Regions from separate parts of the Homo sapiens genome. Here region 2 is linked to region 1. Evidence: chromatin contacts called from ENCODE Hi-C or POLR2A ChIA-PET data. All regions are on one chromosome and are shown on one strand. Each heading gives the region's core, a stretch centred on a gene start or an enhancer-like site at or near the end of the contact. The rest is flanking DNA. Distances are from core to core; before and after follow the strand shown. Region 1 holds the start of HCG27 (HLA complex group 27). Region 2 holds the start of PSMB8-AS1 (PSMB8 antisense RNA 1).

Evidence for each region. Hi-C counts contacts between places; a loop is a spot of excess contacts on that map. ChIA-PET counts read pairs that join two places held with the same protein, here RNA polymerase II (POLR2A). Pooled maps may share reads with other maps.
Region 2: a pooled map shows a loop between it and region 1 (6-fold over the local background). The contact joins the promoter of PSMB8-AS1 here to the promoter of HCG27 in region 1. A Hi-C loop is called at or near these places in 1 of 168 maps with a recorded cell type or tissue (ascending aorta) and 7 of 50 pooled maps. POLR2A ChIA-PET finds 5 or more read pairs at or near these places in 1 of 52 experiments (activated naive CD4-positive, alpha-beta T cell).

What each region holds. Positions count from the first base shown.
Region 1 is chr6:31,195,232-31,199,222 of GRCh38, reverse strand. HCG27 (HLA complex group 27) reads right to left here and starts at 1,463. Exons shown (of 2, transcript NR_026791.1): 1 at 1,341-1,463. RefSeq lists enhancers at 1-600, 2,738-3,620.
Region 2 is chr6:32,842,836-32,845,535 of GRCh38, reverse strand. It overlaps PSMB8-AS1 (PSMB8 antisense RNA 1), which reads right to left and starts at 1,450. Exons shown (of 2, transcript NR_037176.1): 1 at 1,262-1,450; 2 at 1-118. PSMB8 (proteasome 20S subunit beta 8) reads left to right here and starts at 1,489. Exons shown (of 6, transcript NM_148919.4): 1 at 1,489-1,686; 2 at 2,447-2,594. The coding sequence starts at 1,540. TAP1 (transporter 1, ATP binding cassette subfamily B member) reads left to right here. Exons shown (of 11, transcript NM_000593.6): 11 at 1-327.

The DNA of each region.
Region 1 (3,991 bases), core at 214-2,713:
CCAAATGCTGAGATTACAGGTGTGAGCCCAAACTCCTACTTTTAAATCACTGCATAATAGTCCATAGTCCATTGAATGGAGTATAGCAATAAACACTGTTACATATTCTGAACCTCAACTCCCTCCCTCCCTCCCTTCCTCTCTCTCTCTCTTCTTTCTTTCTTATTTTTTGACACAGGGCCTCACTCTGTCACCCAGGCGGAGTGCAGTTGTGGGTTAATCATGGCTCACTGCAGCCGCGACCTCCCCAGGCTCAGGTGATCCTCCCACCTCAGCTTCCGGAGTAGCTGGGACTACAGGCATGAGCCACCTCACCCGGCTAATTTTTTGTATTTCTGGTGGAGAAGGGGTTTCACCATTTTGCCCAGGCTGGTCTTAAACTCCTAGGCTCAAACCATCTGCCTGCCTCACCCTCCCAAAGTGCTAGGATTACAGGTGAGCCACCACACCCAGCCAACTGCCTTTATTTCTGTAAGAGATATTTCCCGGCCAGGCGCGGTGGCTTACACCTGTAATCCCAGCACTTTGGGAGGCCGAGGCGGGTGGATCACCTAAGGTCAGGAGTTCGAGACTAGCCTGGACAACATGGCAAAACCCCGTCTCTACTAAAAATATAAAAATCAGCCGGGCGTGGTGGGGGGTGCCTGTAATCGCAGCTACTTGGGAGGCTGAGGCAGGAAGAATTGCTTGAACCCGGGGGGGTGGGGGTTGCAGTGAGCCCAGATGGCGCCACTGCACTCCAGTCTGGGTGACAGACCAAGACTGTCTCAAAAAAAATAAAATACATAAATAAATAACAATAATAATATGTAAGATTTGTCCCACGGCATTTTGAGGTGATGGCAGGCAGAAATAAAGCCAGTCCCACCCTTTCTGGGCTAGGGAAAGCTGAGATGGTCTTCGGCTCCGGGTGAGTCACTCCCCAGGGTCCAGGCCTGGCTGCCCGTTCCCCTCCCCCTCCAACCCACCTACAGCCCCTTCTGCTCTGCCCCATCAACTACATTTTCTCCCTCAGCACTCGCCTTAGATTCCTGGACCCACAGCACAGAGGCGACCTCCTCCTTGCAGACTTTAGGCGCCACTGCGGGGTCCGGAAAAAAAAGAGAAACGGCCCAGCGCTGTCACTTACATAACCCAGGGCGGGGCTGCGCTCGGCGACCGCAAGCGTTTTGAATTCTGCGCCCCAGAGTTCACTGCGAGGACTGGGATCACCCGTCACCCCGCCCTGGTCTACGGAAAATGACAAGTGTTTACTGATATAGAAACGGAATAACGGCGCTGTGGGCTGGGGTGGGCGGAGCTGCCTTCAGGCTTCTGGTCTCCAGCGGCGGGGAACTCACACCTGCCGCTGTGAAAATGCAGACCCGCGGGGCAGTAATTCCGAGTCCAGCCTGGGGCGCGATCTGGAATCTTGACTCGCTTGAAACACCACGACGGATTCGGAGACAGGTGAGTAGAGAAATGAGCCTCAGCCCCTCCCACGGGCCGCCCACGGATTCCAGGATCCGGAAACTCTTCCTGCTGCTGCGTCACCCCAGGAAGGCAGCGCCCGCCTCTGGGCAGTTCTGATGGAAACTGGCTTCGCCGCCCAGAGGAAAACCCACAACTAAGGGGCCAAGAAAAAGCCTCCATGGTCCCGCCCTTTCAGTGAGGATCCTAATTTATACCCCGAGTGTGGCCCCCATCAAAGTCTGCAGTGACAGCCGAGCGCGGTGGCTCACGTCTGTAATCCCGGCACTTTGGGAGACCATGGCGGGCGGATCACTTGAGGTCAGGAGTTCGAGACCAGCTTGGCCAACATGGTGAAGCCCCTTCTCTACTAGAAATACAAAAATTAGCCGGGTGTGGTCGTAGGCGCCTGTAGTCCCAGCTACTCGGAGGCTGAGGCAGAAAAATGGCTTGAACGCGGGAGGCGGAGCTTGCAGGGAGCCGAGATCGCGCCACTGCACTCCAGCCTGGGCGACAGAGACTCCATCTCACACACACACAAAAAATGTAGAGTGACGTTCACTGAAATGATACTAGACCAGCGGGAGGGACCCAGAGCGCTGCGGTTCACAGAATGCGGTGACAGCGCCGCCTCGCGTCCTTTACTTCAACTGCCCCAGGCAGACGTGGTCACGTGTGTTGGCCTGGAGGCTGGAATACACCGGGGTCAAATGCAGAGTGGAGAAAGGAGGGAAGGATGGGAGGACGTGTTGAAGAAAGACAGTAAGAGCTAGCGCTATGGTTCATATCTGTAAAACTAGAGTTTTCGGAGGCGAGGCAGGAGGATCGTGTGAGACCAGGAGTTTGAGGTCGCAGTGAGCCGTGATCACACCACTGCACTCCAGCCTGGACGACAGAGTGAGACCCTGCTTTTATATACTTTTCATATTTTCTGTAATTAAGCAAGTTTTGTGTCCGGAATTGGTGGGTTCTTGATCTCACTGACTTCAAGAATGAAACTGTGGACCCTCGCGGTGAGTGTTACAGCTCTTAAGGTGGCGCGTCTGGAGTTTGTTCCTTCTGATGTTCGGACGTGTCCGGAGTTTTTTCCTTCTGGTGGGTTCGTGGTCTCGCTGGCTCAGGAGTGAAGCTACAGAGCTTTGCGGTCAGTGTTATAGCTCTTAAGGCGGCACGTCTGGAGTTGTTTGTTTCTCCCGGTGGGCTTTTGGTCTTGCTGGCTTCAGGAGTGAAGCTGTAGACCTTCACAGTGAGTGTTACAGCTCATAAAAGCACTATGGACCCAAAGAGTGAGCAGTAGCAAGATTTATTGCAGAGCAAAAGAACAAAGCTTTAGCAGTGTGGAAGAGAACCCGACTGGGTTGCCACTGCTGGCTCGGGCAGCCTGCTTTTATTCTCTTATCTGGCCCCACCCACATCCTGCTGATTGGTAGAGCCGAGTGGTCTGTTTTGACAGGGTGCTGATTGGTGCGTTTGCAATCCCTGAGCTAGACACAAAGGTTCTCCAAGTCCCCATCAGATTAGTTAGATACACAGTATGGACACAAAGGTTCTCCAAGGCCCCACCAGAGCAGCTAGATACAGAGTGTAGATTGGTGCATTCACAAACCTTGAGCTAAACACAGGGTGCTGATTGGTGTGTTTACAAACCTTGAGCTAGATACAGAGTGCCGATTGGTGTATTTACAATCCCTGAGCTAGACATAAAGGTTCTCCAAGGCCCCACCAGAGCAGCTAGATAGAGTGTGGATTGGTGCACTCACAAACCCTGAGCTAGGCACAAGGTGCTGATTGGTGTGTTTACAATCCCTGAGCTAGACATAAAGACTCTCCACGTCCCCACCAGACTCAGGAGCCCAGCTGGCTTCACTTAGTGGATCCCGCACCGGGGCTGCAGGTGGAGCTGCCTACCAGTCCCGCACGGTGCGCTTGCATTCCTCAGCCCTTGGGTGGTCGATGGGACTGGGCGCCGTGGAGCAGGGGGTGGTGCTCGTCGAGGAGGCTCGGGCCGCACAGGAGCCCTTGGAGTGGGTGGGAGGCTTAGGCATGGCGGGCTGCAGGTCCCCAGCCCTGCCCCGCGGGAAGGCAGCTAAGGCTCGGTGAGAAATCGAGCGCAGCGCTGGTGGGCTGGCACTGCTGGGGGACCCAGTACACCCTCCGCAGCTGCTGGCCCGGGTGCTAAGTCCCTCATTGCCAGGGGCCAGCAGGGCTGGCCGGCTGCTCCGAGTGCGGGGCCCGCCAAGCCCACGCCCACCCGGAACTCCAGCTGGCCGGCAAGCGCGGCACACAGCCCCGGTTCCCGCTCGCGCCTCTCCCTCCACACCTCCCCGCAAGCTGAAGGAGAGGGCTCCGGCCTTGGCCAGCCCAGAAAGGGGCTCCCACAGTGCAGCGGTGGGCTGAAGGGCTCCTCAAGTGCCGCCAAAGTAGGAGCCCAGGCAGAGGAGGCGGGGAGAGCAAGCGAGGGCTGTGAGGACTGCCAGCACGCTGTCACCTCTCGGTTTTACTTTATTTTAGGATAAAATATCTATTGTGAATTTTAAAAACA
Region 2 (2,700 bases), core at 201-2,700, 1.6 Mb before region 1:
CTCTCTGTGGTGGAGAACCACAGCTGCAGAGTAGGCAGCTGCCTCCAGGATGAGTTACTTGAAATTTGCCTTGAGTGTGTTACCTCCTTTCCAAGCTCCTCGTGATAATGCAGACTTCCTGGAGTACAAACACAGGATTTGTAATTCCTTACTGTAACGGAGTTTAGAGCCAGGGCTGATGCTTTGGTGTGGCCAGCACTCTGAAACTGAGAAATGTTCAGAATGTACGGAAAGATGATCAGCTATTTTCAACATAACTGAAGGCATATGCTGGCCCATAAACACCCTGTAGGTTCTTGATATTTATAATAAAATTGGTGTTTTGTACTGTGGTTTCTTATGTTTCCGGCACACCAAACGGCCCACTGCCTTTTGCAGCGCACTTTTCAGCTGCGGATGTCTCCTCTTTTATCATCCTCAATGTTTTACCCCCTAACTGCATCACCTTTTCCCTTAAGCTTTTTAATTCCTATGAGGCCCCTTCCACTTCCCCTATCCCCTTAGGCCCACCCCCAAGAATGTGCAAGACCCCAGCCACAGGGCCCATCAGGGCACTAGCGGCCGCAGCTCAGAGCCGTGGCCTCTCCGAAGTGGCAGATGGGGCGGGCGCGGCCAGAGCAAGTGCCAGGCGGGAACAGAGGGACTGGGCGCGCCTCACAACTCACCACCTCGCCCGCTGGTCCTTCCTGGCTCGCCTGGCTCTGAAGCTGCACCTGGAGGGGAAACCTCAGAACAGTAGGCGGGATTGCCTAGTAAATATCTCCCATTCAGGGAGGCCCAGGTCGTGTGACGTCGACAGTTGCTGGGTAGATGAGGCCAACACAGGTTGCAAGAAGAGGCGGGGTTTAGAGGCGTGAAACTCCGCAGTGCTCAGCCAAGCAGGGAGCAACGCTAGGAAGGGCGGGCAGAAAGGGCACGCTCTTGTGGGTGACTACAGGTTAGGAGACCGTTGAACCTGGAGGGGCCCTAGGATGGACCCCGTGGAAAGATTCAGAGACTGCGCCCTCTCCCTGGCGCCGCCTTCCCCTACACGCGGCGGGTATATTCTGTTGCAGTTGGCCCAGGACCTGTTTCCAAGACTCTGCCCCCTCGCACTTCCGTCCCTCCTGGTTTTGTAAAGTGATGCTCATAGGAACCCCCACCCCGCGTGACACTACTCCCAGCTCCTGGCTGACTTCTAGTCTTCTGGTTGAAGCTGCGCCTTTAGATGACACGACCCTACCCACCCCTGTTTCCAGCGGATGCCCGGGCCTGGAGGTACCTCTTACTGTAACCCATCGCCAAGTGGGCTTTTGAAGGCGCCTGTTCCTTTCTCGCTTTCTTCGGAAGACCCTTGACCCATCATTCCCCCGACCCCCATAACGGGAGAGCAGAGAAGCCGGTCCCCAGTGTGATGGTCCTGGTCCAGGCACTAACTGTCCTTTTCTCGGAAAAGGCAGGGGGATGTGGAAAAGAGTCTTGTTCCCTCCCCTTCGATCTGTGGCTTTCGCTTTCACTTCCTCCTCCGAGAGCGGACAGATCTCTGGGTGCTGGGCGGTCATGGCGCTACTAGATGTATGCGGAGCCCCCCGAGGGCAGCGGCCGGAATCGGCTCTCCCGGTTGCGGGAAGCGGGCGTCGCTCGGACCCAGGACACTACAGTTTCTCTATGCGATCTCCAGAGCTCGCTTTACCCCGGGGAATGCAGGTCGGGGCAGTAGGGAAGCCCCTAGGGATGCAGGGAGGCGGGCGCTGAGGAGTGGAGGGTCGCCTGAGAGGAGGAGGCGAGAGCGGGAGCGCGGGGTACAGGGTCGGGGGTAGCCTTCAGTCCCGGAGAGCGCCAGACCCAAAGAAGAGGCCACATGGGGATGGGGCCTGAGAGGAGGAAGTGCAAGTTAGGACAAAGAGTTACAGGTGAGGTGGGGGCTCCCAAAGGAAGACAAGAGAACTTTCCTGCCCTTGTCCACACACAAATGGTGGAGCCTTTTTCATGGGGTTATCACATGATATAGGAGGTGTGTGGTGTCTTGGGAAACCTATGAAATTTGCCTGCTGGCCTCCTCTCAGCAACTCACTGTTGCGCGACTTAGAACAAGTCACTTAGTCTAGGTCCCAAGCCCCTCTTCTGTAAAGTGAGGATACTGTTACTAAACGTGTTTTGTGAGGGTTGAATGCTTTATGCATGGAAGAAACCCTTTAAGTCACTCTCAAAATTTTTTAGTAATGGTAACATGTGCTTGCTTTCATTTCTGTTGTGCTGGAAAATGGAAAAGGTTGATACTGGCATGCCTCTTCTTTTCCTTCTCCCAAGCCATTTCCTTCTAGAGATTGGTTATTAACTGTTTCATTTATTGATGGTTAGATCATTTCTGCATATCTCCTCACCCTCATACTCCCTAAAACCTTTTCCTGGAGCCTCTTACTACAGAATTTTTCATTGCCTTTCTCAACCTCTTTTCTCTTATCAGCCCACAGAATTCTTCCAGTCCCTGGGTGGGGACGGAGAAAGGAACGTTCAGATTGAGATGGCCCATGGCACCACCACGCTCGCCTTCAAGTTCCAGCATGGAGTGATTGCAGCAGTGGATTCTCGGGCCTCAGCTGGGTCCTACATTAGTGAGTGTATACGCTCCAGCAGGCAGAATCTGGGGAGCTGGGCTCTCCTTTCCACAGGAGGCCAACTCTGCAACAAAGTGGAAGTGGATATTGATTTAGGACACAC